Regions from separate parts of the Homo sapiens genome. Here regions 2, 3, 4, 5, 6 and 7 are each linked to region 1. The links are chromatin loops, found by intact Hi-C in ENCODE. Cell type or tissue: heart right ventricle. All regions are shown on one strand. Region 1 overlaps MRPS23 (mitochondrial ribosomal protein S23). Region 2 overlaps MSI2 (musashi RNA binding protein 2). Region 3 holds the start of CCDC182 (coiled-coil domain containing 182). Region 4 overlaps MSI2 (musashi RNA binding protein 2). Region 5 overlaps MSI2 (musashi RNA binding protein 2). Region 6 has its middle 13 kb from the start of MSI2. Region 7 overlaps MSI2 (musashi RNA binding protein 2).

What was found. Hi-C counts contacts between places; a loop is a spot of excess contacts. Peaks named below come from ENCODE experiments on the same cell type or tissue, not always from the same donor. Only the 100,000 strongest peaks of a DNase experiment are listed, where the experiment ranks them.
Region 2: a loop joins it to region 1, with 2.4 times the contacts of the local background. A loop is called at or near these places in 19 of 110 quality-filtered maps.
Region 3: a loop joins it to region 1, with 2.1 times the contacts of the local background. A loop is called at or near these places in 16 of 110 quality-filtered maps.
Region 4: a loop joins it to region 1, with 3 times the contacts of the local background. A loop is called at or near these places in 13 of 110 quality-filtered maps.
Region 5: it touches region 1 in a loop (3-fold over the local background); 4 of 110 quality-filtered maps call a loop at or near these places.
Region 6: it touches region 1 in a loop (13-fold over the local background); 42 of 110 quality-filtered maps call a loop at or near these places.
Region 7: a loop joins it to region 1, with 4 times the contacts of the local background. A loop is called at or near these places in 36 of 110 quality-filtered maps.

What each region holds. Positions count from the first base shown.
Region 1 is chr17:57,831,911-57,835,910 of GRCh38, forward strand. It overlaps MRPS23 (mitochondrial ribosomal protein S23), which reads right to left. Exons shown (of 5, transcript NM_016070.4): 5 at 2,871-4,000. Among named protein-coding and RNA genes, the nearest start is that of MRPS23, 16 kb to the right of the region's middle. RefSeq lists enhancers at 842-1,353, 1,354-1,864, 2,033-2,533. In heart right ventricle, CTCF peaks have their summits at 1,623 (motif pointing left) and 1,833; DNase peaks (open chromatin) are centred at 1,591, 2,344 and 2,641; H3K4me3 peaks cover 760 bases; H3K27ac peaks cover 3,714 bases.
Region 2 is chr17:57,670,142-57,674,141 of GRCh38, forward strand. The region is part of intron 11 of MSI2 (musashi RNA binding protein 2); the gene reads left to right. Among named protein-coding and RNA genes, the nearest start is that of MSI2-AS1, 64 kb to the left of the region's middle. In heart right ventricle, CTCF peaks have their summits at 1,947 (motif pointing left) and 2,165; a DNase peak (open chromatin) is centred at 1,940; H3K27ac peaks cover 809 bases.
Region 3 is chr17:57,745,258-57,749,257 of GRCh38, forward strand. It overlaps CCDC182 (coiled-coil domain containing 182), which reads right to left and starts at 42. Exons shown (of 1, transcript NM_001282544.2): 1 at 1-42. The coding sequence starts at 15. In heart right ventricle, a CTCF peak has its summit at 2,488 (motif pointing left); no DNase peak of the experiment used is centred here.
Region 4 is chr17:57,682,877-57,686,876 of GRCh38, forward strand. MSI2 (musashi RNA binding protein 2) reads left to right here. Exons shown (of 14, transcript NM_138962.4): 14 at 1-1,813. It also overlaps the pseudogene RNU7-134P. Among named protein-coding and RNA genes, the nearest start is that of CCDC182, 60 kb to the right of the region's middle. In heart right ventricle, no CTCF peak of the experiment used is centred here; no DNase peak of the experiment used is centred here.
Region 5 is chr17:57,457,101-57,461,100 of GRCh38, forward strand. The region is part of intron 6 of MSI2 (musashi RNA binding protein 2); the gene reads left to right. Among named protein-coding and RNA genes, the nearest start is that of MSI2-AS1, 150 kb to the right of the region's middle. In heart right ventricle, a CTCF peak has its summit at 2,254; no DNase peak of the experiment used is centred here; H3K27ac peaks cover 434 bases.
Region 6 is chr17:57,241,267-57,245,266 of GRCh38, forward strand. No RefSeq gene overlaps it. Among named protein-coding and RNA genes, the nearest start is that of MSI2, 13 kb to the right of the region's middle. In heart right ventricle, a CTCF peak has its summit at 2,036 (motif pointing right); DNase peaks (open chromatin) are centred at 1,131 and 2,055; H3K27ac peaks cover 956 bases.
Region 7 is chr17:57,603,212-57,607,211 of GRCh38, forward strand. All of the region lies in intron 8 of MSI2 (musashi RNA binding protein 2), which reads left to right. MSI2-AS1 (MSI2 antisense RNA 1) reads right to left here. Exons shown (of 3, transcript NR_110807.1): 2 at 3,042-3,147. Among named protein-coding and RNA genes, the nearest start is that of MSI2-AS1, 3.2 kb to the right of the region's middle. RefSeq lists enhancers at 1-348, 2,003-2,898, 2,928-3,177. In heart right ventricle, a CTCF peak has its summit at 2,347; DNase peaks (open chromatin) are centred at 1,021, 2,094 and 2,460; H3K4me3 peaks cover 757 bases; H3K27ac peaks cover 3,792 bases.

The sequences.
Region 1 (4,000 bases):
TCCTCACCCTGCCCACCATTTCTGCCCTGGCACCCACTGCCTCCCCATGCCCTTCATAGGGAGAAGCTCCAGAAAGAGTTTCAGAAACTCCTAATTGCTGACTAGCCCCAGGTCCCCAAAACAATGGCTCTGATGTTGGAACTATTTTCCCTGGCCGGGCCTCTAGGTAGTGACCCTCTGGCTTTCCTCCATAATCTGGGGCAAAGAGGGTGGAGAAAGAAAGCAGAAAAGTGTGCTGAAAGGAAGGCAGTTGGGGGGAGTGTAGAGGGGCAGCAAGGAGGCAGAAAAGGGCCGGGCATGGTGGCTCATGCCTATAATCCCAGCACTTTGGGAGGCCAAGGCGGGAGAGTCGCTTGAGGCCAGGAATTTGAGACCAGCCTGAGCGACATAGCATAGAGACCCTATCTCTACAAAAAAATTAAAAATAAAAAATTAGCTTGGCATAGTGGCATGCACCTGTAGCCCTAGCTACCTGGGAGGCTGAGGCAGGAGGACCACTTGAGCCCAGGAGGTTGAGACTGAAGTGAGCTATGATTGCACCACTGCACCCCAGCCTGAGTGACAGAGAGAGACTTTGTCCCTATTTTTAAAAAAAGGAAGCAGGAAAGAAGAAACAGAATGAGTGTCATTGAGTGTCATTTAAAATGTTGGTTTCTACACACACGCTTGCCCACAGGCATACACAATCCAAGAAGTTACTAAATAAATGCACATTTTCCAGTGAAACCTACCAGCATGGGATAAGTTCCAAAAGCGGATAGTTCCCAAGATGTTCTCTAGTTTCCTCCTTTGTTGTTGTTGTTGTAGTTGTTTTTTAATTTGATTCATTTACTTGGTGCTAGAAGTTTGGAAGGAGATAAAGGACAGAGTAACTACTGGGGGTGGGGGATAGAGAAAGCTGTGTTTAGACGAGTGGCTGGTGAAAGAGGACACAATACCGTTTCTTCTCAATGTTAATCTAGCGCATGTTAATTCCTCCCCACCCAGTGGGAATCGACAGTGGCTGAAAGCCTTCTAGGCACTGACAGCAAAGACGGAGTACTCGCCAAGAACTTTGTTCACGTTCTCATTCAGTCCTCACAGCAACTTAGTGAGGTAGACGTTGTTACCCTTGTTTTACAGATAAGGAAATTGAGGTTCAGACGGTTCACTAACTCCCCTAATGTCACCAGACAAAGCAACAGATCAGGGTTTCAAACCCAGGTCTGTTCTCCAAGGCCTGGGTTTTTTCCGCTGCTCTGCCTCCCTGCCTGCACTGTTCTCTCTCCCGCTGTCCTCCACAGCAAATTCGCAGATGTGTCATTGACTGGAGAAGGTTAGGAAACACTGCTCTGGGCAGAGTCTCCAGGGGCTCAGCGCAGTAAGCTCCTTCCTCTCCAGCTCCTATTATGGTGCAAACAGTGCCGCTTCCCCGGCAGGCCTTTGTCATTTGTCCCGTGGCCTGTCCCCTCCCATCTCTACCCCATCCCAGTAGCACCCCAGGACCTCAGCTTCCTAAATTTCAGCCACAACATTATTTTTACAAGGACACTCTTCAACCTTGAAAGGCAAGGTACCCCGAGGCAAGGAAACGAAATGACTGTAGTTGAACAGCATGAGAGTCCAGCGCCATCTAGTGGTGCTGAAACCGACAAGTCCCTGGCGGTGACATTTTCAAATAATCAATATCTCATTATTAACCATAATCACAACCTGATGTTTACTTTTGGAGAAATGTTCAGCAGCAAGGGATGCACATGCACTTTTCTGCATGTTTCAGAGGCCTGCGATCCTAAATGCCACAATGACTATTAAACAGTGTCCTGCCCATGAGCAAACAGGAGAGATTGATTGTATATCTTTTTCATCTAAGCTGCTCACCAAAAACAAAGCTCAGTTGAAGCCAGTGACCTTTCACTAACTGCTGGAAGGAAAATGCTTGATAAATAATAAATAGACCACTACTGGATCTTGCTTAGAACTATCTTTTAATTAAAAGAACTGAGGAGCTAGAAGGTCCGGTGACTGACATTTATTTCAGTTGCAGTCCAGGAAAAGCATTCATTGAGGGTAAAATGATACTTGAAATGTATTTTCGTTGTCAGCTAGTATTCCCCAAAAACCCTGTCTGTAATCTGCATGGATGGAGGGTGGTGGTGGTGGCTGGCAGTAGCAACATTTTGTAGGGAACATAACACTTAACTTCCTGCCTTCTCTGCCTTCCCCTAGCAACCTTTTCTTTTTCGTGCTGCAGCAATAAACACTTGTCTGGTTCAGCATCACCACAGAAACTGCTTCAGTGCCGGGCTCATCCAATCAGAGACCCGCCTGCCACATTGAGCGCTACCCTAGGAGTGACAGGAAAGCCATTTCCCGTCTTTTCCACAGGAGGGCAGGTGCCCTTCCTCTGCCAGCCAAGGTGACCTCGACCAAGTTGCTCACTGAACCTGCTCAGCCATCCCTCATCTCACCCAGCACGGTCAAAGGCTCAGAACGCATGACTAACTTAGCCCGAGTCAGGCTCCCACCTTTTGGCTATTCTAGAATTGAGCTCAGAACATAGAGACCAGGAAGTCTCAGCCTTCCCCATCCCCTCCTCCACTCACCTTTGCTTGCTCCTAGCTCCAGTCTTCTGGCTGAGGCCGTGCCAGCTTGCGTTGACTACCAGCACCACATCATGTTCTCTGCCCTAACTCCCATGTACTCAGGAAAACTGCCAGCCCATTCTGAGTCAGGCTTGGTCACAAATGAAAGCTGAGGATGGATGAGGCCCAACTCCGGGTGCCACGTCTGGATTCCCCGGAGCAGAGGCAGGCACCAGTGCCAGCCTCAGAGAAAATCTTACTGTCCCACTTGAGTGACTTTGTTTAAAAAAAGAAATCTGCTGAAGGTTTTTAAGTGGCACGCCATCATTTATTTACAGAGAAAGGTATCACTTTAACAAAATCAGGAGTCCTTCGGGGGCAGATTATTCTGTAATACCACTTTCATTATCAGAGAACTCTCGATACAAAGTGTTCTACAAAACTACAAGAAGAATCAGGCTAGCCTTTTAAGGACATCATCAAAAATCAGGCCTACCCAATAAAGGCAGAGGCAGAGCTCTATAAAATTTGGTGAATCCAGGACCACTTAAACAAGTCAGACATATAGATGATGGAAGACATGGGACGTGAATTTCTTTTGCTGGCTTTCTCATTCCTCCTATTCTATCACTTAAAGCATTTACCTGCCAGCCCCCAACATCCCAGATCTCTCCCCACTACCCTTGGAGAGCTCATTTCTTCTCCTGGCTCCAAATCTTGCCCCTGTAGACACCTATCCCTTATCTCTGTCTGCCACTTAGATATAGCACCATCACCTTCAACTTAGTAGGTTGAGAATTGAAGCTCTCTCCCAGGAGAGCACCAGTTCCACGTCACCAACTGGGTGTTAGTGATGCTGCTAAGTTTTCTAGTCACTCAGGTTTGTGACCTTGGACTTGCTGCCTCCTTTTTGGTCCCTCTGACATGTCTCCTCTTTCCTCCTTCCCTGCCCACTCCTCCATCCCATTCTTTACATCACTCCTAGGCAAACCTTTCTTTGACCTGACACTGCTTTCACTACATTCTTTCTTTCCCTGCTCAAACTTTCCCATACCCAACTGGCTCCTCCATGTAGTTGTCAAGGCCACCATGATCTTATCTCATCCTACCAGTTCAAATGGGCTTTTCCACTACTGCTCAAAATAGTAATAAAACCACCAGCCACACATTACAAATGAGCTTTGCACTCATCTCAATTAATCCTCACAAAGCTAACTGGAAGCCAAAAAGGCAAACATTGTCCATATTTTACAGGCTGAAATACTGTGACAGGCACAGGGTCACATAGTAAAAACTGCCTGGAGTATCCAGATCTAGAACCCAAATCTTCATTACTTGTCTGGGGCAAACTTCACTGTAACCTGGATATATGCCTTCCTCGCCTTGGATTCAGCAAATCCGTAGGAGGGTCTGCTCCTGAAAGGCTGTTTAATGTT
Region 2 (4,000 bases), 160 kb before region 1:
CAGAGGTGCCCCCCTCATTGACCTGGCTCTAGCTTTTTGCCTCAGGTCCAGTGACATCACTTAGGGACAACACAGAAATTATTGGACTAGACTTCCATACCTTTTCTAGACCCACAGTGAGGCTGTTCTGACTACCACCACTTCCCTACCCTCCATGCCTAATTCCACTCTCAGCCCAGCCCCTTGTCACTGCAGTTGGGCAGAGCCACATGCTGGCCAGACAGCAGGCATCTCTCCCGTCTTGCTTTAGAACCCTAAGGGAAAGGTGCCCAGTAGCTTTGGGTCCAACCCTTACAGGTGAGAGTCTAAGCCTGCAGCATCTGTCTCTGTTAAGATCTCCAGGATAAGATTCTTGGGCTTTCCTAGGTCAGCCATCAGAGTATTTTATTGATGGGCAGGAAGTTTCTCCTTTTATCCAATGTGAAATACCACCAACTTTCATTCAAGTGCATCTCCTCTTGCCGTCCTCGGTGAGATCGGTGTCCTTGCTTTTCTGGTCCCCATTCCCAGGAGTCCTTTCTTCAGGCCCAAGATGATTAAATGCACCAAATGGATAAATTGGGTTTTTTGTCAATCACCTCCTGATTCATATGGCAAGTGAATTGCATTTTCCTATGTCAGATTTTCCTAAATCTGCATGTGGTACCTGCCTTATTGGCCTCTGCATACATAACTATTTCAGAAATAGGGTGTATTTGTTTTAAACTTGACAAGTTACAGAGCTCTGTCTCTTTTTCATTCTTGAAGCAGTCCCATGAGTCAGATTGAATAAGGAAAGCATCACTCACTTGCTACAGATGAGGACTTGGGCTTGTGAGTGGCTTCTTAGCCCAAGGCACCTGACTGTAAGAGCAGAGCTGGGGTCACAGTCAGGTCTTCTGCCTCTGAGTCCAGTACTCCCTTTCCTTACATCATTGCTGCCTCTCTGTGGGTGCCACCTTGACTGGGAAAGCCCAGAGGATATTGGAGAGTGAGGATGAGGGGCAAAGAGGAACCTGCCATGGATGCTGCTGATGAAATGAACCTGATCACCGCAATGAGCCCCCAAACTGCCATCCTAGAGCAGGGCTTGTCCCAAGCCACTTAATGCTCATAGCTCCTGCTGCAAAAATGCCAAGACGTTTGCAAGACGTTGTCCTCTTCTGGGACAGGAGTCATAATATCCAATTTATAAACCTCAGCACTGTTTATTTATTCAACAAAGTGTGCTCCCTGTCCCCGCCCCCTCACACGCACACCCTAGCTGAGCAGTAGACAAGGTGCCCTTGCCCACTAAGAGCCATGTCCCATCCTCTCTTCCCAAGCTGATCCTGGTATATGGGACCAATTCTGGCCCCCCAAAATAAGTCTCCGTGCCTGGGGAAAGGCACCGTTCGCTTAGAAGGATCACTGAGAATTGACTGGAGAATGACTTCCACAGAAAGCACCCTCAGGTGAGAGATTTGGCTTCATGCCTTCCCCCACCCCCCAACCCCACTCCCCACCTCTCCTCTTAGAGGGAGACGGGTTCTCAAATGACCCCCTTTCCTGCGTAGCCAGCCAGTGTTCAGTTTGTGGAGTTACGCTGAGTTTGCAAAAGAAGAAAATTGCTTTGTCCCTAATGCCTTCCCACTGTCAGACAGCAGGAACAGCTACTGACAAGTTTATGTGCCGAGTGGCAGTCCCCATTCTCTCCTAAGCAGCCAGAGCCGTTGCTTTTTATGAGTCTTCTCAAAGATGCATGGGTTTCCAGATGGCTCGTTCGGGGACTTTAACATGCTTTCTGGAGCCTGGTTCTTCTGCTCACAGAGACAGACAGAGAGAAGTGTCGACTGTGGAAAATAGAGGCTCCTCTCTTCCATGCGCCCAGCCCTCAGGGGTGCGGGTTCCACTGCCCAGAAGCCTAGCTAGAGGCGGGACCAGCCAGAACTGGGTGCTTATTGCCTGCTGGCTGCGCCCTCTAGTGGGGACCCAGCAGCCCTGTCTTTCACCCCTGGCTGGGGGACATCTGCAAGGTGACTTTGAGCTGAGGCTCCGGCACCGTGATGAGCAAGTGCGTAATAAAACGGGACTTGGGATTTGAAAGCTGCATTCTAATACAGTGTCTTCTCCACGGTGATTTTAGTGTCATTTGATGGAGGAGGACTGAGCAAGGAGGGGTAATATAGACCTAAGATGAGCTGCTTATTGTGAAATTCCCTTCAGGCCGACTCAGAAACCACAGGCCTCCCCACACACAGGAATGGGAGCGGTTGCCAAGGATGGGCATAATACCAACAGCCCTTTTGTCTTCTATCTAAGCCTGCAGAAGGGGGTATTTCTGAACAGCACCCTTCTGTGGGCATGCTACATCCTGTCTCCGAGGCTGCTTCTGCTGGCTAGATTAGTCTCTAGGTGGCTCTCCTGCTGGAAGAAACGGAAACCTAAACCTGCCTCTCCCCACCCATTAGTTAGGTGGGCCTGCCCAACACCTTCCTGGGTTCACATCCGGCCAGACAAGAAAGAAGCCAAAAAACTTTCCGTCTACCACTGCGCCTCCTCATGCCCACCCCATCCTATTAGCCTAAAATGGAACGGGCTAATTAGTTTATTTGTATAGGGAGGGGTTTCAGCTGCCTGGACAAAACCAGGAGTCCACTGTCCAAGCTTCTTCTGTTTTCCTGAGCTCAGAAGAAAAAAAGTGTGTTAGACTAAGATAATACCGCCTTTTGAATATCTCGGCTTCATATTTGCCTCCATGAGTGAGAGGGCCAAGTGTTATCTGCAAGTTGAATCTTCTATATTCAAAAATCTCCATCCCTTTTTTCTGCCAGCGCATTCCCAGATCAGCCGTTCACTTGCTCTAAGCCTCTATAATTTATTTTTTTCTTTTCTCTTTAACCTGCTCTTTCCATTGGCCAGTTTATTCATTTCTCAGCTACAGCTTCAGAGGGGCTCACCTTCGGGCTTCCCGCCCCAAGGGCATCTGGAGGCTTCAGTTCTGTTTTCTCTGCTGAGTCAGGAGCCAGGCCCAGCTTGATTTGGTCTCCCGTGTATCTTTGTGTCTCTGTCTCAGTCTCCTGCTAGTGTGCCTTGGGTGCCTCATCAATCTCTTCCCATCCCTGTGACAAGTGGGTGAAAATCAATCCACTTCTGGCTCTTCCAGGCCCACCAGAACTGAGGGCCTCAAATCACAGGCCCCTGGGAAAGGGAGGGGCCAAAGCCAGGAGTGACCCCACCTGCATCGATGTTCTTTGCCTCTGCCATTGAAGGCAACTGGTCATAGGGCAGAGGGGGAGAAGCCAAGGGAGGCAGAAGGGAGAAGTGATTGTTGCAAGGAGCAGCCCTCTGGAGCCAAAGATGTGAAAGTGTGACTCTCAGAATGTCTGGTTCTTTAAGACGGGTTAGCCGTAGCCCAAAGGTAGCCAGCCCAGACTCACCTTGAGGCTTAAAAATCAGTAAGAACTTCCTTTAACAATTAAAAAAATATTGTTTTCCATTTTGGAAAAGAAAATAAAGTTTAAACTACTAAGGAGAAATAAAGGTGAGACAAAATTAACCTGGTTAACTGGTTGACAGGCTGCGGCCCTCATTAGGGTCAGAATGATGGGATTGGGGGGGCCGAGGCAGTGTCACCTTCCGCTGCCCCCCGATCTGCAACCCCACCACTCTCTGGATTTGTGCGTGTCAAGTCCACTCTCTCTGTAGCAAAGGTACATCCTGAGCCTGCTGTTCTCACTCTGGAGTTGACATTGCAGGATAACCAAGAGAAAGCAGGTGTTTTGGTCAGCTATGGTTTAGCTATGAATTGGTTCAGTCGGTATGTTCTGCATTCATACTTCTTTGTCTTTTTTTTTTTTAAACAAAAGGAAAAAAAGTTTAAATCCCCCCTTTCCTTCTCCTGCAGGAGGTGAGTGTGTGGGTGTCCTGTAGAACCATTGGCTTCCACCCCAGCTCTGGCCCCAGCCTCCAGGTTTACCATTCCCCCCCATCCCTCCCTCCATCCCCTTCTCTCCACCCCAAAAGGAAACTCTCTGCCGCC
Region 3 (4,000 bases), 87 kb before region 1:
GTAGAGGGGTTCCATTGTCTCTTCTACGTTGGACAAAGAGAGGAAGCCAAGAGACCAACCAGGTCAATAAATATTTTTGGCTAGAGACACGATCATTCGGAGTGGAGAAACCCTAGAATTGTGACATCAGGGCCCCTTCAGCCAACCAGAAAGAAAGCCACAATCCATTCATTTGCATATTGTAGCTTCCTTGGTTGGTTACCTAGAGCTTTGTCTGTTTATCTGACCAAGTCGCCCTCCTGAGATGTGGATCCTTAACTCATCACCCTTCTAGAACCAGAACTCAAGTTCTTCTTTAACCTAAGGAACAAACCAAGTCCCAGAGCAGGGAAGTAAACTGGCCAGAGCAAGGCAGGCCAGGCCAGGCTCACTGGCTGCCAGGACTGGGTGGTCTCCCACACTGGCAAGGGACCTGCATGGTCTTGGACTGGTCTCTGGGCTTTAGTACCTCACTAGTAAAACAAAGACATTGTAAGAGATGATACCTAATCCCACTTGTAGCTCTAAAATGCTAAAAAGTAATCTCTTATTCCAAGTCCATACTCCTATAATGATGTCAGAATTCTATAAAATCTTAGAAATTGCGAAAAATGTACTTAGATTTTGATGTATGGTCCACAGCAATGGCTGATTCAGCAGGTGCAAGGTAAAAATGGGTTAGTCATATTTATTCAATAAATACTAAGTGCTCACTACACACTAGGATCAGGGAACAAGTGAGTGCATGGTCTTCCAACATACCTGAATGTTAACAAATATGAGAAACAACACATAGAAAGGTAAATCTTGTACTTTTTACCTGATAATTAGAACAAAGGAAAATACTTCTAGCTAATCTACATTTGGTTTAGTCAGGAACAAACCTTCATCTTGCACATCTCAGTCTCTTGCCTAGACTTCTCTCCTGGTCTCCAAATCTAAACGTCTCCCCCACAATGGGCCTCCAATTCAAGCCATCCAAAGCTGAATTGGTGATCTCTTTACCCAAACCAGTTCCTGTTCCAGTGTTGCTGTCAGATTAATGAGAGCAACCCAGAACAGCACACACACCAGAGCCCTCATGAGACAACTGGTGCTGTGATGCTAATATTTGTCCCCTCCCAAACTCATGTTGCAATTTAATTACCATTGTAACAGGATTATGAGGAAGGACCTTTAACAGATGATTAGGCTACCCTTTAAGAGATAAATGGATTAACACTGTTATCTTGGGAGCAGGTTCCTTATAAGTGGATAAGTTCAGCCCCTTTATGTCTCTCTCTCACCCTCTCTTTGCCCTTCTACTATGTGATGTCTTCTGCTGTGGAATGACACAGCAAGAAGGCCCTTGCCAGATGCCAGCATTTTGATTTTGGACTTCCTAGCCTCCAGAACTGTAAGGAAATACATTTCTGTTCTTTATAAATTACCCAGCATCGGGTATTTTACTATAGCAGCACACAATAGACTAAGAAACTTAGGATCAACCTAGACCCTTCCATGTCAAAGTGGCTCTAAGTCCTGTTCAATCTACCATTGCCAAGCACTCTAGCATCAAACCACCTGGGTTAGAGTCCCAGCTCTACTTATAATCTACCTATCTTTGGCAGATTACCCCATCTCCCTGAGCCTCAATCTTTTTTATAAGTAGGAATACTAATTCAGTGGTGTGCAGTTCTATGGGGAAAAGTGAATAAAACTCCGAATTATTTTGATAGCTGTTGCCAATTTCCATGGTGTAAATACTCCCACCGTGGCCAGTTTCAAGCTACCAACATGATGTCACTGGGAAGAGATGCACAAAATCAGCTCTCATGAGCCTCTGCAAGCTGACTCTCGCACCACAGGGACCGTGATGAGGGCAGCTGCCTCCTCCGAGATGCAGATTAACCTATCTAGGGTGCCTTGTAGTAGGCATCAGAGAGGGCATTTTGCAGGGAGGTTCATGGCTAAACTAAGGTGGCATTTTCTGGGGGATTTTGTGGGGTTTTTAGCATAATAAAGTGTCAAGCAATAAGGTGAAATTTTAAATGGCAAGATGAAAAAAGCAACTTTGATTATTGAGACAGAATGGTGGAAAAAGCATTTTTCCAGGAGTCAGGAGATCTGGAGACTGGAATTGCTGTGTGACCCTAGGTCAATCACCTTCCCTCTCGGAACCTATTCCTTCCACCATAATGTGAGAAGGCAGGATTCAGCTGTTCTGACGTCTCTGATGTTTGAAGAATCCACACAGTCCTTCAATTAAACCTCTCCTGAGGCACTTAAAATCTCCCTCTTCTCGTGACTTAGGACTTTGTCCTTCCAGGTCCCTGATGGCACAGTGAACTCCATGAGGCCAGGGATCATGGATTTCTCACCCTGTGTACCTTCAAGCATCCTGCCTGGTGCCCTGCACATACTGGCACTCAGAGAACTAGATGAAATGGAACTTATTTTTACAGGTGGCTATCAAATCCCGGGCACCCTGGCTTTCCCGCTGACATGATGACACCTACTGGTCTTAGCAAAAACAGCAACTTCTTGATTCCACTACCTAAGAGCTAGATGGGGATTGAGGAGCTGATAAAAACAGCATGTGGTCTTGTGGTATATTTAATTAAGGGAGTGTGTGCATGTTGGACACATAATAGATTCTCAATAAATATTTTTTGAATCAGCAAAAAGGCAGTCTCTAACATTCTCTGAGTGCTTTTCTGTTTCTCTCTCTCTCTCTTTCTTTCTCTCTCTCTCTTTCTCTTATTTTCTGAGTCTTTGTCTGTGCCTCCCACGGGGAATGGTGGAAGTCATAACCAGATCTGCAAAAGAAAAGTAGTAAAAGTCACATGGAATAGCACTTTTTCCATTTCCATGGTGCTTTTTAATGACGTTGAAGTTTGCTTCTCAGAACCAGAGGGGAGGACGGTATTTCCACAAGAGCACAGCAGAGACTAGAAGCAAGTGAATGCTGTCAGCAGAAGACCCCAGGCTTGGTGGCCTCCCAAGCCTTCAGGGCAGCATCCTCAGCAGGGCAACTTAATGTGCATGTTCTCCTGAATGTTATCCTCCTAGAAATTTCATAATCAAGGACTATGCCTTTCTCACAAAATTTCCTTCCATATATACGAGGAAACTAAGAAAGCCAATCACTTTGTCCCCTTAAAGGTCTCAAGAAAAAGGAGTTCTAACATCTCCAGGCCTTGAACCCACTGTCAGATGGGTTTCTCTGTACCTGGCCTATTTCAGTGATTACAGCCTCCTCATGTCTCAGGATGTTGGGGGGACAAGAGGGGCACCTCAGCCCCACAGAGATCCCAGTACCACCCTTGAGAATCAGAGTAAACCTGAATGGGATGGGAGTCAGTAGTGGGCATGTTCTAATAGTTCCCCAGGTTGGGCATCACTGGGTCTGAGCACCATTCCTGCGGGACCCTGCCCATGGCTTGCCAGCAAAAGCCAGATGGTTTCCCCAGGACCCCACCCCATCCTATGCCTTCATCTGTCTCTGCAAATGAAATAAGCCTTGGTCCTTTTGGGGATTGGGAAAAGGGACATGACACAGAGGCACCCCTTCTTCATGTACCTTCTTTAAAGTGAGGAAAATGCTCAGAAGCTAGAAGCTCCTCACATCCCGTGAGTTAGAACCACATCCTTGGGCCCCTTCTAACTACATCACTGACTAGAGGGGTGGGGCTCCCACAGTTGGCTGAGGCCGATCACAGGCCCCTTCCTGGGACTGGGGCTGGGTCAGGCCTCCCTGAAGCACAAGGATCCCAGTACCAGAACCAAATTGGGGTTCTGTTCTCAAGCAAGAAAGGGAGAGGACGGGCAACCAACTGTGTCTTCCACAAAGAGTAATTAGATCTAAGGAAAAGACTCGGTGAAAGAACCATGCAAAATCCTCCCAAATGAACTACTAATGTGAGCTCACAGGCAGAGTGGGGAAGCAGTCTTCTGGGAGTCTCTTAAAACTGGTCTATCTAAGCCAGGCACGGTGGCTCACGCCTGTAATCTCAGCACTCTGGGAGGCCAAGGCGGGTGG
Region 4 (4,000 bases), 150 kb before region 1:
TAGCTCCCGGACCCATTCCCGGTCCTAGCTGGGCATGGGGCTGACGGAGATGACCAAGCCTTGGTCTGCTCTCTAGCAGCTTCCACAGACTTGGCTCGTGGCCTTCCTTATATCCACTGGGAACAAACAGCCTCGCGCTCTATACCAAACAGCCTCGCGCTCTATCCCAGTCGCCCATTAGCTTGATTCAAACAAAGCCCCAGCAGGCCTTTGCGTTTTTATCCTTCATAACCTTCATCTTAATTTGAACTTGTAGCTTGGACTTTAAGGTAGCATGGCTCTATTGCTGTCAATTTACTGTTTCACTGCACAGCAATCACAGCCAGTGAATGTTACACACATCTTGCTAGACTAGTATAAAAATCATTGGGTAATTGTTGGTTCTAATGACCTGAAAGGTGTTCAGTTTTTGTTCTTGGTTTTGTTTTGTTTTTGATTTCTTGGGGGTGGGTTTTGCTTGTTGTTCCTTTTCATTTGGGGGTTTTTGGGGAAAAAATTTATTTTTGGTTCCAAATAGAAAAACAAAACCTATTTTGATCTTTAGTGCAAACGAGGGCTAGGGACTTAGCCTCCTCCACCACCTCCACACTGCTTCATTCTGCCATTCACTCACTGCAGCATATTCAAGAATAAAGCAATATCGTTTACTACATTTTTTATTGAAGGTCAGCCATGCTTTCTGTATTATATTGCATATGAAATTGTTTACAAAAGAAACACTAACTCATACTTCTCTTTATTGGTTGCAAGTGGCACGCAGGAACAGAGGGAGAGTGGGGGGCTGGTGGGGGAGGGGAGATTTTTTTTTTTTTTTCTTGAATGTGCTTCGCAAGCCAGGCTATCTTCCAAGGAAGGCAGACAGTGGGAGAGCAGAGGGACTGACTGCAGGCAAGCACATTGAAGAAAGACACTGGCGGGTTTCCCCACCCTCACCCCAAAGCAGAAAACTAGCAGACGTCAGCTCAGCCCCGTCCTGGGCACAGACACTACACAAGGAGACGCTGGAAGTTAAGCAATACTTTAATACTGTAATATGTTTGTTTTCTTTTTCTTTCTTTTTTTTCTACCAAAAAAAAGTAAGTAAACTAAAACACAAAAACATATAAATAAAATCCATCCCTCTTGTCGGGGACCTGCAGGGGGGCAACCTTAATCCAAACACCTGGCTATCAAATAATCAGAATGTATTGTCTCAGACAGGATTTCAGTTCCGGGAGGCAGGGGCATGATGGGGGAGGGGGCCGGAGGCTGAGAGACAAAAGTTCCAGAGCCTCCCTCGAAGGTTCTCTACTACTGTATTCTGTACATAATGTACCATCCCATGTGGAATCTGTGAGTGTCCTCTTAAGTAGCGTGGGCTAGCCAATCTGCCGTTCATGGTGTATTGTAAACTCCGAATTCCATATGTAATAGGATGCAAGTCTAAGCGTTTCATGTGGACATAAATGTATCTAAATAAAACTTTCCCTAGCACTGTGGCTGACCTCACCCTTACTTTTATACTTTAGTATGAAACTGATGAGAACTTTGGTAGTGAGTATTTTTTTTATATATATACATATATATGTACTATCTATATATATATCTCAAGCATCTTTCAGGTCTTTGTGTGTGGCTTTCTTAAAGCCCTGTTGTAAAAAATTACTATGTGGATGGCAGTCTCTCACATCACAGATGTGGAAAGTATAATTTTATATTTGTATTTTCAAATAAATAAGTTTGTGAAAGGTTTCCATCCTCTACTGTGGTCCAGAAATCAATGTGTTTGTCTGACAAAAAAAAAAATAAAATAAAATAAACTGTTTTGAACAGAGTTGTTTGGTGTTCTTTCACTTGCAGAGGAGGTCTGGGGTCTGGGAGAGCTGTTGTTTTGCTTGGGCGGGAGAGGATATCATCAAATCGCACCTGCCACCCTCACCCCTCAGCATGAATGCTGGCCGTGGGCCTCCAGCAGCGAAGAAGTCCCTGCCTTGTCCCCAGGGAGCTTGTGGCACCATTTTTATGAAGTGGCAAGAGAGCACTAAGATGGAAGAGCAGACGGGAGAGGGGTGTAGATTAACAGCAGAAGGTACACAGAACCCATGAGTGGACAGGGAATAAACCCCAAAGGTCCTGCGGATCAGAGGACCCAGATGGTGGAAGGAGCTAAGGGGCCCTCCCGGGTGCTGCCCTCAGTTATCAACAGTGCTGGGAGAAGGCGCCAAACCGCATTCCACGACCCCTGAGTAGGGGTCTGAATAGGTATCAGACCTCTGCCCTCAAGGAGTTTTAAGTTTTGCCTACTGGAAATCATTACAATCACAAAACTAAAGATGTAGAGATAGATCATCTACAATACTTTCCACCCCTCTCTCTACCAAACAAACGAGAGGATACAAAAGAATTGAGACCCAGTACATTGAGGGCAAGTCCCAATACCTGGTGATGACGGCTACAGCATGCTCTGAATCAGTGGATTCCTCAGCTTTGAAGCCCTGGAGAGAAACACCAGGCCAAGAGGAGTGCAAGGGATGAAGCGTGGATGAAGGACAGTGGCCCTTAGCTGCTTCCTCAAGGCCCCCAGGAAAGCTGTATTCTCCAGGACATGGCCTTCTTGGGTCCCTCCTCCAATTTCCTGTCTCCTGCATATAACAAGTTTATCTTTTTTGTAAAATGGGTCTTCCGGTGAAAACCAGAAAACCAGCTAGACAGGTTCTTTCAAAAAGCTGCAACACTAACAACTTTGTTTTAAGGCATTCCCGCTACACTGGGGTCCTAGAGGAGACAGTCGAAGGTGCATTCCTTTATCTGGAGCTGGAGGCAGGAGCACTGGGTTCCAGGCCCACCTCCTGTGTGTCCACAGACAGCACTCCACAGTGTCTCGTTACATTGTTTAGGGGCAGGAGAGAAGAGTATAATCCCTGCTGCCCCACAGAAATGAAAGACCAATGGAAGCTGATGTGAGAAATCCCTTTTAGGAATCCTGAGAGAAGTGAGCCAGACACATGAGGCCGGCCATCGTGGCCATGCTCCTCATCCTGATTGCTCAGCTCAGAGAAAGGGGAGGCCCAAACCCAGCCCAGGAGCCTAAGGAGAGAGGGAGCAGGGAACAGGAGCACCAACTATATGCCAAGTGGATCATACACATGCCCTGCTTAGTCCCACCTGTGCCACGTGACTATCTACATTGTAATGGTCAAATAAGGTGGATAATTTGCCCATGGTTGTATAGCTGCTGAGTGGCAGAATGAAACCCCATCTCCCATACATCCTGCTGCCCCTGGGTTCAAGCCTGGTGACAAATGTCAGCGTCAGTGTTGAGTGTGCCTGGGAGGGTGGGAGTGAGGCTTCTAACCTAGGTGCCTACCTGAGTCAACAAAATGCACTAAAAAAAGAGGTAGGACAGTACCAAGCTAGAGAACAACAAATTTTCCTGTTTTAATGTTTCATGGAGAAAAAATAAAAAAATAAAATAGAAAACAAATCAGCAAAAACTAGAAGGAAAAAGAAGAAACAACAATGTAAAATAAATAACACACAAAGTAGGATAGAAGGAGTGAGATCAATTGAATCTACCATTATCTAAATATGAATGGGTTGAATTTTCTATCATTACAAAATAGATGTGTTTAGAAAAAACAAAACCCGGTTACGTGCTGTGTATACAAACACACTTAAAGTGATGAAAATGGCTAACAATAAAGGGCCGACAAAGAGAAAATAGGCAAATACAAAGAACAAGGGCAAGAACTGAAATGTCAGTATCAGACAGAGTGGAATTTAAGGTTAAAAACACTCCACAGCAATATTATGTCATGACAAAAGACACAATCTATTAAGAAGATACAGTGGCAGTAAACTCTTATGTCCCAATTATCAGAGGAACTGAAGACTTTAAATCAAAAGCCACTAGAAATGCAGAGAACTTGATAAAAAATAAAAATACAGTTAGAGAGATTAATATACCTCTCTTAGAACTAGATGTATTTAATAGACAAAAATAAAGACATAGAAGAATTGA
Region 5 (4,000 bases), 370 kb before region 1:
ATAGGGTCTCTAGGACAAAAATAACTTTAAAAGAAGAGGTGGAGATGTTAGAGAACACTCTAATAACTCCTATCACTTCACAGCTGGGAAACCTGAACCCCCAAAGGGGTAAGAGATTTTAGAAAGTTTCACCAAATTCCCCATTTCTCTGGACAGAATTGGACTCTAGATGGAGGACTAGACATTTTCCCCTAGAGCCGTGTTTCCCCAGGGCATTGAGAGGTGTTAGGAGATGCAAGGGCTCCATGGCCGTACATGTGGCAACTCCTAAATTAAACATTCCCTAAATGCAGGACTTCTCAGAGCATTTACTCTGCTAACAAGTGGTCTGCTTTTCTAAGAGCTGGTTAAGGTAGGTAATGATTCCTTATTTGGCCAATGAACTTATTTTAAGGAGACTAAATTATCTTTAGTCTTTAAATTATTTTAAAATTATTTTTCTCCTAGAAGACCCTATGTCTTGAAAAATATGTTTCCCTCTTAGAAACCAATTAATAAATATTGGGAAGTCAGGCCAGGCACGATAATTCATGACTATAATCCCAGCAGCTGGGGAGGCTGAGGCAGGAGGATCACTTGAGTCCAGGAGTTTGAGACCAGCCTGGGCAACATAGCAAAACTCTATCTCTACAAATAAAATAAAATCAAATAAAATAAAATTAACTAGGCATGGTACTGTATGCCGGTAGTCTTAGCTACTCAGGTGGCTGAAGTGGGAGGATCACTTGAGTCCAGGAGTTCAAGAATGCAGTGAGTTATGATTGGGCTCCTGCACTCCAGCCTAGGAGACAACGTGAGACCTCGTCTTTAAAAGAAGAAATAAAATAAAATAAAATAAAACTAAGAAGTCAGATGAATTCTGACTCAATAAATTGAAGTCAGATAGATATATTTTTATCAACTGGGCATATACATATATAAAAATAGATATCAGATACCATATTGCATATATATAAGTACATATTTTAATAAACTATATTAGCCTGACATATATATACCTTTTTTTTTTTTTTTTTTGGAGATGGAGTCTCGCTCTGTCGCCCAGGCTGGAGTGCAGTGGCGCGATCTTGGCTCATTGCAAGCTCCGCCTCCCGGGATCACGCCATTCTCTTGCCTCAGCCTCCCGAGTAGCTGGGACTACGGGCGCCCACCACCACGCCTGGCTAATTTTTTGTATTTTTAGTAGAGACGGGGTTTCACTGTGTTAGCCAGGATGGTCTCGATCTCTTGACCTCGTGATCCACCCGCCTTGGCCTCCCAAAGTGCTGGGATTATAGGCGTGAGCCACCGTGCCCGGCCACATATTTTTAATATATGTGTGTGTATACATATTTTAATCTCTCAATGGCCATCAGAGATTTAGGTCACAGTGTTACCATGCTTTAGTCAGAAGGAAAGAACTCTGGGTCACTGTGCAATTTCTGGTTGGCTTTTGGAAGCTGACAGCCTCATTGCTGATATCTTCTTCAGGAGCACAAAGTCTCTGACTGGGAACTGCTGGCTACATGGATGGAGAGCCCCTCTCCAGCTCTAATACTCTCTGTGTTCCATGCCTCTGGGTTATCAGCAAGAAGCCCAGCTGCTCGGCCCATAACTCAGATCAGTTAGCATATAAACTCCAGAAAATAATTGCCCTCTTAATTGCTACTGATACCATGTCTTGAACCAGGCTTTGTTCAAGGTGGGATACAGGTGGGACACAGGCTTGGTTCACAGGTGGGAGGGTGCCCTGTGCAGGCCGTGGGAGGATAATTTGAGAATTCCCTTGCCTGTCCCTGCTCCGCGGTTGCTGGGCACCTGGCGAGAGCGTTGGGTTGTTTGCTTTGGGTAACTATGGCAGATCCTTTTAATTGCCACCAAATAACTTCAGCTCAACCTCGTCAGTGGTTGTTTTGCTGCGTCGCTCGGAAGAATGCCTCCCTCTTTGTAAGAGCTGGATGGATGGGAGCTTGGCAGAGGCAGGCCAATGCTCTTTAATGTTTTCCTTCCCATTTAATAAGTGTTGAGTAAAACTTGAGTTTAGGGTGTTTATGTGGCACAAAAGGTAAACCATTTGTGGTGTTTTGGAACCTGGGCTAAGTGTTTCTCACACACATCCTCATGACATGGTAATGACTACCTTTGTGTTAAACTTGGGTCACTGTCAACTTTCTTCTGAAGTGCTCCCTGCTTTGTTTTGGGGGCAGGGGTGGGAAAGGAATGAGGTGAGAGAAGGTGAGGTGAACATGGGATGCCGCACGGGGGCATTGTCCTCAGTCGGACTTTCTAGAAAAAGGCATCACGCGGCCTGGAGACAGGAAGGGAGAGATTTTAATCATCTGCTGTGGCTTTTGCTCTTCTGACATCAGAATGGTAGGAGGCCCTGAACTTTTGACCTCTGGCTCCAGGTCCATAAATGTCCCGAGGTTCCCAGGAAAAGGAAGACTTGTTAGATGGGAACCCTGATGTTTGATTAGAGCAGCTTTTAGTCACTACTGTCATGTGTTTGTTTATTCAGGCACCAGTTGCATCTGAGTAGTGGTAGGTCCTGGAGACAGGAGGCACAGCCTTTACTCATGGCCTCATGGTAAGGTAGAGTCATGCAGAACATTTAACGAAAGTATGGCTTGGCCGGGTGTGGTGGTGACTCACGCCTCTAATCCTAGCACTTTAGGAGGCTGAGGCAGGAGGATTGTTTGAGCCCAGGAATTCAAGACCAGCCTGGGCAACATAGCAAGACTTCATCTCTACAAAAAATTAAAAAATTAGCCGGGCACGGTGGCTCACACCTGTAATCTCAGCACTTTGGAAGGCTGAGGCGGGCAGATCACCTGAGGTCAGGAGTTCGAGACCAGCCTGGCCGACATTGTGAAACCCCGTCTCTACTAAAAATGTAAAAATTAGCTGGGCGTGATGACAGGCACCTGTAATCTCAGCTACTCGGGAGGCTGAGACAGGAGAATTGCCTGAACCCGGGGGGTGGAGGTTGCAGTGAGCCAAGATCATGCCACTGCACTCCAGCCTGGGCAACAGAACGGAACTCTGTCTCAAATAAATAAATAAATAAATAAATAAATAAATAAATAAATAAATAATCAGTTGGGCGTGGTGACACATGCCTGTAGTCCCAGCTACTTGGGAAGCTGAGGCAGGAGGATCACTTGAGCTTGGGAGGATGAGGCTGCAGTGAGCTGTGGTTGCACCATTGCACTCCAGCCCGGGTGACAGAGCCAAACCCTGTCTTGGGAAGGAAAGAAGGCAGGAAGTTAGGGAGGGAAAGAGAAAAAGGAAAGGAAAGGAAAAAGAGAGAAAGAGAAGAAAAGAAAAAGATTTGATGGGCAAAATCCTGTCTTTGGAAGGAAAGAGGGGAGGAAGGTAGGGAGGGAAAGTGGAAAAGAAAAGGAAAAAGAAAGAGAAGAAAAGAAAAAGATTTGATGTACGCCACCATGAAAGCAGGTAGAAGGCAGAGGAATCATGAGGAGCTGGATGGGTTCACCTGGGGAGAGTACTAATGGGACATGAGGCACCCCGCCTGTGTGTTTGGAGAACTACAGCAGTTTGCAATGCCAGAAGGAACAAAGGGAGGCGAGGAACCATGGCAGTAGGGTGGAGGTGGGCAGGGGCAGGTCCCAGTGGTGCTAGGAAACTTGTACTTTATCCATAGGCAGGGGAGCTGTGGCTTCTATAGCCTTCAAGGGGAGGTCACCATTGAGCCGAGAAGGGAGAGGAGCTTTCTAGGCAGAAAGCGTGGTTGACTGAAATGGCAGAGTGTGTTCTGAGGAGGGTGGCAGGCTCTGGGTGGTGCATTTCTTCCGGCCAAAGGAGAGACGTGAGGCAGGAGCTGTGTGTCTTCCATACTGTGCTCACTCACCATGCTCAATGCTCAGAATCCCTCCTTGCAGAGGCTGCAGCCCTCTTTGTAGGTGCTTTGGTGGAAAGTTAAATTTGATTGTCCTATGGGCCTGTGGCAGGGGCTGCAGTCTCCCCTTGTCTCAGTGCCCCATTTCCTCTGAAGAGTGGG
Region 6 (4,000 bases), 590 kb before region 1:
GCTGTCTGCCTCACCTAGTCGAACAGTTCATATAATGATCTTCCACTATTCCTTAATGGACATACAGGTGTTAGTCTTAATGCACCAACCAATATTGCGATAGGCTGGAACAAAACCTTTTGCTCTTTGAATGTCCACAGTGAGTAACACTATGCTAGGTATGTAGTAGGTGCTCAATAAATGTATCTTTCACACACTTCCTAAATGAAGTCTATTTCTTCCTTCATCGTTTTCCTGAAAGATCTTTCTTGACCACTAAGGATGAACTCCTCATCTCCATGTCCAGTGAGTGGTTTAGAAATGTTTTAGTCTTCCTCCTCCTTGACTTCATAATGGCATCTGACACTGCTGTGACACTTCAGTTGTCTTCTGTGACTCTGAACTTTTCTGGTTCTAATCTTTTCTCCCTGATGGCCTCTCTACCCTGACCTCCAATGATTTCTTTTCCTGTTTCTGCACTCGAAAGTCCATATTCCACAAGGACTCTGCTTTTCTGTCTTGTCACTCTTTATGAGAAATTAATTGTATCTCATTTCAAATCAATGCATGTATCTATCATCCTCTGTCACATTACATGCAAAGTATCTGCTTATGGATCTGTCTGTCCAACTAGACCTCAAGCTCCTCAAAAACAGATCCCTCACTGTGTTCGTCTCTGTGCCTCCAGTACCTGGCACAGAGCTGGACACTCAGTGAATGCTCCATACACACGGGCCCAACTGATCCATTCTCAAATTATGCTCGGAGTTGGTAGATTGGGCAGAAATTATTACCCCCATTATATAGAGAGGGGACCCCAAAGCTCAAGGAGGTAAAGCAAACATTAGAAACATGATTCCTGTGACTGGCTGTGGAGACTCCGTGTAATAATCATTCTGGTATTGCCAATTGCAAAAGGACTGTAAAACTAATAGAGATGCTGTCTAAATACCGACATCCAATCCTTTCATGCTCTTCTGAGCAGGCTTGAATTTTCCAGTGCCTCTCTTAAAATACAGCCCGCAGGACTGAGCATAAAACTGCATGTGGCCTGACCTGCCAGCACGCGCTGGGAGTATTGCTTCCCTCCTTCCACACTCTGCTGTGCTATTAATAGAGCCTCAGATTGCACTAGGGTTCTCAACAGCCTCCTCGCGCTGTAGGTTCACATCAAGCTGGTGATCAGCTAACCCCCCGGGTCTTTCTCATGCAATGCCTTCTGTCAGGCCAGGCCTCCCCAGCAGCCACTTGGGCAATGAATGTTTTTGAATGCTCATGATTATTTGTGACTTAGACTAGAAGGTACAACACCAGATCATGCCCTTCTTTCTCATGTGGCATTTTGCTGAGTGGGTGATGGGGTCTTAGGGGTCCTGTTCAGGACCCAGAGCTGTGGCCAGCCACTGGGGGCCACCAGCATCATCGGCCCCACAAAAGTAAGAGGATGATGGCGAAATTAATTTTCTGGCTCACTTCAAATTATTCTTATGTTCATCCCTACTCCTCTTGGATTAGGTCCTTTCTTGGTCTTGTTCTAATGCTGGGTGTTTGTATGCACAGCCTCTTTTCCCTCCCACCCATGGACACAGCCACATTTTGATTTCTCATGCCCTTTCCAAATAGTAGTAGTATTTTTAGCATGAATATCTTGCTCAGAAATTGGCTGTACAGTCTATCCCCTATTGTCTTCACATCTAATACTTTTCTTTTTTCCCTCTGCCTCTCCTATGCATCAATACCACGTTTGGCTAAAGAGATTTGATTTTGACCTATTTGAATTCTCCCTTCACAGATGACAGCCCTTTCTCCCTCTCCTTCCTTCCCTTCAATTAGTTTTTTCAGCCACTTGGAATTAGCTGATGGGTGATTGTAGAAATTGCAACGTGGGCTACTGTGGTGGGTCTCAATGTCAACTCCAGGAAACCTCTGAATCTGGGGGGCTCTGGTTTCAGAATCTGATAGCCAGGCCCTGAACTCTGGAATGTGGGGCTGTGACATGAGATACAGCTTCTCTTTGCTCGGCCACTAGAGGGAACTGAAATGTGGGGCGCAAGAAGGCGTTTCCTCTGTTCGCCAGACGAGGGCGCTCATACCCATGGTCCTCCAAAGTTGGAATTTCTCGCCCCAAAACAGATATTGTCGGGTTGGCCTCCTTGTAACCCAAACATACGATGGGATGACATTACAGCTGTGCTACTGATTGCTGCTTTGACCGCCTCCTATGCTGTGTAAATGGCCAAAAGCAAAGAATTATTAAAAAGCAGGCCCAATGTTGTCCAAGCTCACGTGTGGTTTGTGGGTCTATGTGTTTGCTGCTGGCAAATTTGCAAGCAGATGGGACTCCAAGGCAAGGCGTGGAAGTGATGATGGGAACGTTGGAAGTTCACAGACATAACTTGTAGAGTGTGTGAGGCCGGGTGCGCGGACCCTGTGTATCTGCAGCTGCGATACTTAGATTTCAGTTTGGCAAGGCAGGTCACGGTGGAGATGGGGCAAGCTGCAAGGGTGGTGGAGAGGAGGAAGGGAAGGTGACAGTGGCCCTCTGTCAACTGTTTCCAGGTGGAGTTGAAAGGTGTAATCATTTTCTTCTGGGGGCCTTGGCACCTTTCATCAAGACGAAGTTGGTGACTGGTTTAAAAAGATTTAAAAAATTAAGCTCGAGAGGCCAAAGGAGAAAATGGTTTCCAGGTGGAAAGGGCTTGACAGAATGGTGCTCTTGTGCCGTGACTCCGAACTCCGTGGAGCATTCCAGTGGCCCACTGTACTCCCACCCCTCCAGGCAGCACTGGGAGGCAGCCAAGTCTAGGAGGCAAAGGGCTCCCTAACTGCCAAGCAGTGAAGATGTTGAATAAAATATTTACTTACACGTTTAAGAATAATGATGACAGCATGACAAACAGTGGTGAAACAGCTTTAGGGGACATGGAAGGGCAGCCCTGGGATATTTTTAATGAGAACAGTGACTTCCTGTTTAATTCCCGAGGCTTGTCTCTTTTGCCTACCATACCCACACTGGTATCACAAGATACCGCCCATGATTGGGGAGGGGGTTCACCAGACTGGCCTAGGGAGTCCCCTGCAGGAAGCTGCCACATGGAGAGGCTACAGCCAGCCTCACTCCCAACCCTAAGCTATTGCCCACCTTTTGCAACTCCTGAAGATTACAGCTTTCTGATCCCTTCCCCCCCCCTACACCAGAAGGGTCCTCTGTTGTGGTCATTCAATAAATGATATTTCTTAATTAGGAATCTAGCTCTTTCTTATTCAGCTGGACTAATAAGCACCCTATGCCCTGCTTGGGTGTGATAATTTTGAGTTGGAGACAAGGAAAAAGGAGTGAATGAAAGGGAGTAAAAGTCTTCACCCACAGCACTAGATTTCAGCTATGCCCAACGTGAAAATGGAAAGGGAAAATGGAAAAAAAAAAAATTGGCCAAACACGCTTTAGGTTTGTTTTTCCCTCCTTTTGGGAGCTTTTTGCATTTTCCTCCCCAATTTGGAAAAAAAATGAAAGAAAACAAATTTCTCTATCATTTAAATAAAACAGACCTTTATGTCTCTAAATATAATACATCAAACAATGTTAGGAGTAACTAAATTATACATAAAGATACTTGTTTGTTAGATTGTTAAAGGCTGTTTGAAAAATAGAATTTCGCTGGTGAGGTGCCTCACACCTGTAACTCCAGCACTTTGGGAGGCTGAGGCAGGTGGGTCACCTGAGGTCAGGAGTTTGAGACCAGCCTGACCAATATGGTGAAACCCCATCTTTACTAAAAATACAAACATTAGGTGGGCTGTGATGGCACATGCCTATAATCTCAGCTACTCAGGAGGCTGAGACAGGAGAATTGCTTGAACCGGGGATGTGGAGGTTGCAGTGAGCTGAGATTGAGCCACTGCACTGCAGCCTGGGCGACAGAGGGAGACCCTGTCTCAAAAACAACAACAAAAAATAAGAATATAATTTCACTTTTTGTCAGCCTCACATCCTCCATGGTTTTGTGTGTTTATTTTTCCA
Region 7 (4,000 bases), 230 kb before region 1:
TGCCCTACCCCTCTGGGTGCAGGCCTTGGAGCATTGCTTGCAGAAGACACGTGAGGCATGCATCTCTTGGGGTAAAGGGCTCGATTCTCCTGAGTGAGGTGCACGTGTCCTTGTCCCCAAGTCGGGACCTGCTGGGTCACTTAGAGGCACCAAGAGAGCCTTGGAACCTGAGCCTGAATCCCAGGTCCACCGCTGGTGATTCTGTAACCACAGGCGAGTGCCCTACCTGTCTGCACCAGTTTGCTCCTGTGGGAAATCAGAAGGTTGAGGATGGCTGCCTTTTGCAGCTTATATAAAGCTCTGCTTTGATACCTGGAGGTCTCGGCCTGTTCTGTTGTAGGGTATGTAATTGGGTAGCCTTGAAGGAATCAGCCCTTGATAACTTCACGTTTCCCCCACTGGGCCTAAGCCAGGGGCCAGCAAATTTTCTGTAACGGGCCAGAGAGTCTCTGTCACATCTACTCAGCCCTGCCATTGTAGCACAAACACAGTCCAGGCAATATATAAATGAAGGGGCGTGGCTGTGTTCAAATAAAGCTTATTTGCAAAAACTCATGGCAGCTGGGTTTGGCCTGCTGGCCACAGTTTGTTGACTCCTGGACTAAACTAATCTAGCTCAGAGCAGGCCCAGTCAGGGTGCTCCTTGTCTACAGGGGTCCAATGAAAGGCATTTAGCCAAATGGTCAGCCAGTTTCACTATTGAGCACACATTATTAGGGGCAGAGTAGAAAGGGGGTGCCCCAAACAGGCACACGAGTTTGGGGATAGCAGCCTGTGGAAAGTATCAGTGCCTTCATTCTTTGGGGGAGCCCCCAGGTGGGGAGTGACACAATGGTCAGAACAGGGTGCTGTCAACCAGGGCGGCCTTCCTGGTAGAGGGTGCCTCAAGTCCTCAGTGCTGAACCCCCTTCCACTTCCCAGCTTTGTGGCCTTGGGCAAGTTACTTCTGTGTTTCGGCTCTGTGGTTCCCCTTTCTATAAAACAGGTTGTGGTAGTGCCTACCTCGGAGAGTGCTGTGACTTAAGACTTGTAAGGGGTTTGGAACAGAGCCAGGCCATGGCACGCTCTCTATCAGAGTGATAGATTTTTTCACCACTGTCGTCATTGTCATCATTCTTAGAATTATTTTACTGAGCAAATAAAGAGTTAGCAGGTAAGGAGGTCCTCAGCAGATTATAAGTCAGTAAAATGCAAGTGGTGCGGGACCTGGGCAGGACTGGGTCCCGAGCCTGCGGGGCAGGGATGGAGAGTATGAGGTGGGCACTCTCAGTGCCTCTGGGGATGGTCCTAGGAAAGGAGGTGGTGCACCTCCCAAAGCAGGAGGAACCAAGAGATGTGATTGTCTAGGTCCTGGAAAAGCTGAGTCCCACTCTTCACCTGACTCATTCTTTAAGAAGGTTCCAGAAAAATCCACTTCTAAGAGCAAAGCCTACTGAGATCTTAGGCCTGCTACCCTTCAGCCCAGGGCATACCTGGGGGATTGACTCGGAACAGGGGATTCTGGGGAAGGAAGGGCAGAAGGATAAGAAGGGAGGAGGGTCCTGAGCTGTCCTCTTGGACTCAGGGCTGCGGTGCTGTGACCAGCCCATCCATGGAGGCCAGCCGCAGGCTAGGGTCGGCTTCTGGGCCCTGCCACCTGGCAAGGTGCCCAGTGATTGGCTCACCCCCCCACTCCTTCCAGCTGCTCCTCCTCAGCCCTGAAGACAACTCAGTCGGGAACCAGCCCAAAAGTGGTGGGTGTATTTGTGTGTGGGGAGGGGGGCGGGTAATGTGGGTGGAATTAACTAGGCTTCTGTATTCACAATCCTATTTGTAGCATCATTCTCACTCGTAAGCTAATTTTAGCCATCCATTCTGCTTCTGTTGCCATTTATAAAATGAGAATGTCAAATGCAATATTAAACAAGCAGGATGAAGGCAAAAAAGGAAATGCCAGAGAGGCATTTAATAAATGAATCTGGTGTTTACGTGGGAGAGGGAGAGATCCTGCCCCCCACGCATCACACACGCAAGCGCGTGCACATGCTGTTTGTGTACAGGCTGTGTTAATGAGAGCAGAGTGATTAGTGTGTTGGGGGAGGCCGGGTGGTTCGGTGGTAAATGTTTGTTGCTCTTTAGGCAGAAGTAATTTGGCCTGCAGGGAGTGGCCTCCCAGTTGCCTGAGTGGTTCGCTTGCCCTTCATCTGTCCTCTGGCGATGTCAGTGTAGGCAGGGCCAGGGAGGGCAGTGGTCTGTCTCCTCAGTATCTCAGCACCCAGTGCCTCTGGGCTTTTCTGAACGTGCTGCCACCAGCGTCCCCGTACTCCACCCCCAGGGCGCAGGGTCATGAGAGGGGAGCATGGAGACCACTAGGAGGGGCTGCCCCCCCTTCTCTTCTGCCTCTTCCCCGCGCAGAAGGCAGGGCATGAACAGTCTGCGCCCGTATGCAGCTGCAGAGACCAAGCCCAGAGTAGCGTGGCTCTTGCCTGGACTCTTGCCAATTTCTCTTCTAGTTTCACTCTAGTTTCCCCAGGGCCTGGGAGTTCTGTCCCTGGTTCTTCCTTTGCCCTCTTCTTTCAGCTGCCTCTGCCTAGAAAAGAAGGCTCAAGCCATACCTTTTATTTTCTCCCTCTTTTAAATAAATGAAGTTAGGCCCCACGCAGGGCCTCTGGCCCAGCCCACCGTGCCCTGGGGTAAGCACTCCTCCAGCCTTGTGGCGGAACCTGAGCACCTGCTGGAGGCTGAGGTTTCTTTCCACTTTGAAATGCCCTTGCAGGTTCCCAGAAATGAAAAGGAGGACAGCTGCTGCTGCCACCATCAGCTTTTTCCCCAAATAGTGCGGCCTGGGAAGCTCTCTTTGCACATCCTGCTGATGAAAGCAGGGAGATGGGACCTACCTGGCCGACAGGTGCAGGGAGGGTTAGGGAGAAAGGCAATGACTGTGTGCTAAGAATCTGCTGTGCTGGGGAGGCTGCTGCTCTCTCTCTTCCTCTTCACTCCCCATTCTGGGATTTCAGTGAACACAGATGTGACCTGACTTCATCACCTTCAAAGGCACTCACCTAGGCTCCATGTGGAGAGGGCAAGGTGTGACTCAACCAACTTTATCCAGTGCAAGCACTTTGTAGGATTAGCTCCGAGAGCCCTATGGGGTAGGCACAGCTGTCACTGTTTTAGAGATGAGAAAATTGAGGTGCAAAGAAGTTAGTCAGCTGGTCTCAGCTCAGAGAGCCGGCAAGTGGAACAGAGATTTAAAGCCAGGAGCCTTAGCCCTAGGCTAGACTGCCGTATAACAGACTAGGAGGCACCCACTCTCAGATCTGGGCAGGGTGGGGGCTGCAGTTATTGGGGTACATCTCAGGTGATATTGGGGACCAGCTCCTCTCTACCCATTGCCCAGATTCTGAGGACCTCTGAGGGAAGAGCCACATCTCAGCCACATTCATTTCTGTGTCCACACCCAGCCGCTGCTTGGTAAATAGTAGATGCTTAATGTTTATTTTTGGTTTATGACCTATTTTACTTTGCCATCACTGATTGTAATAAAACACTGAGCAGAGGAAACAATGGATGAAATTAATTCTGGAAGTGGTAAGGAGATCAGTTGTGGAAGCTAGCATCGGGAAAGGCTTTGTGAACTAGACGCAGATAGGCCTTGAGGGTTGGGTGGAGAGTGTGGGGAAGGGCTGTGTGAGGTGGGGTGATGGGGGGGGGTGGCTGGCAGCCAGAGACCCAGAGGAGGGAGCAGGGGTTTTGAAGCTGGGGGTCTATGATTGGATTCTGACTGTGCTTTGTGACCTTGGGCAAGTCATTCCTTAGAACTTCTGTGTCCTTTTCTGCTGTAACTACGAGGCGGGTAAGGCCATCGCACAGAGGAAATGAGGCTCCATGCAATGAGGGAGTTGACAACCATGGACATTCTTTGAGGACTTCTGTGTGCCAGGCACTGTGCTTTATATCCATTATGTGTATATGTTATGTAATATATGAAAATTACAAGGATGTTGTGGCTGTGCCTAGT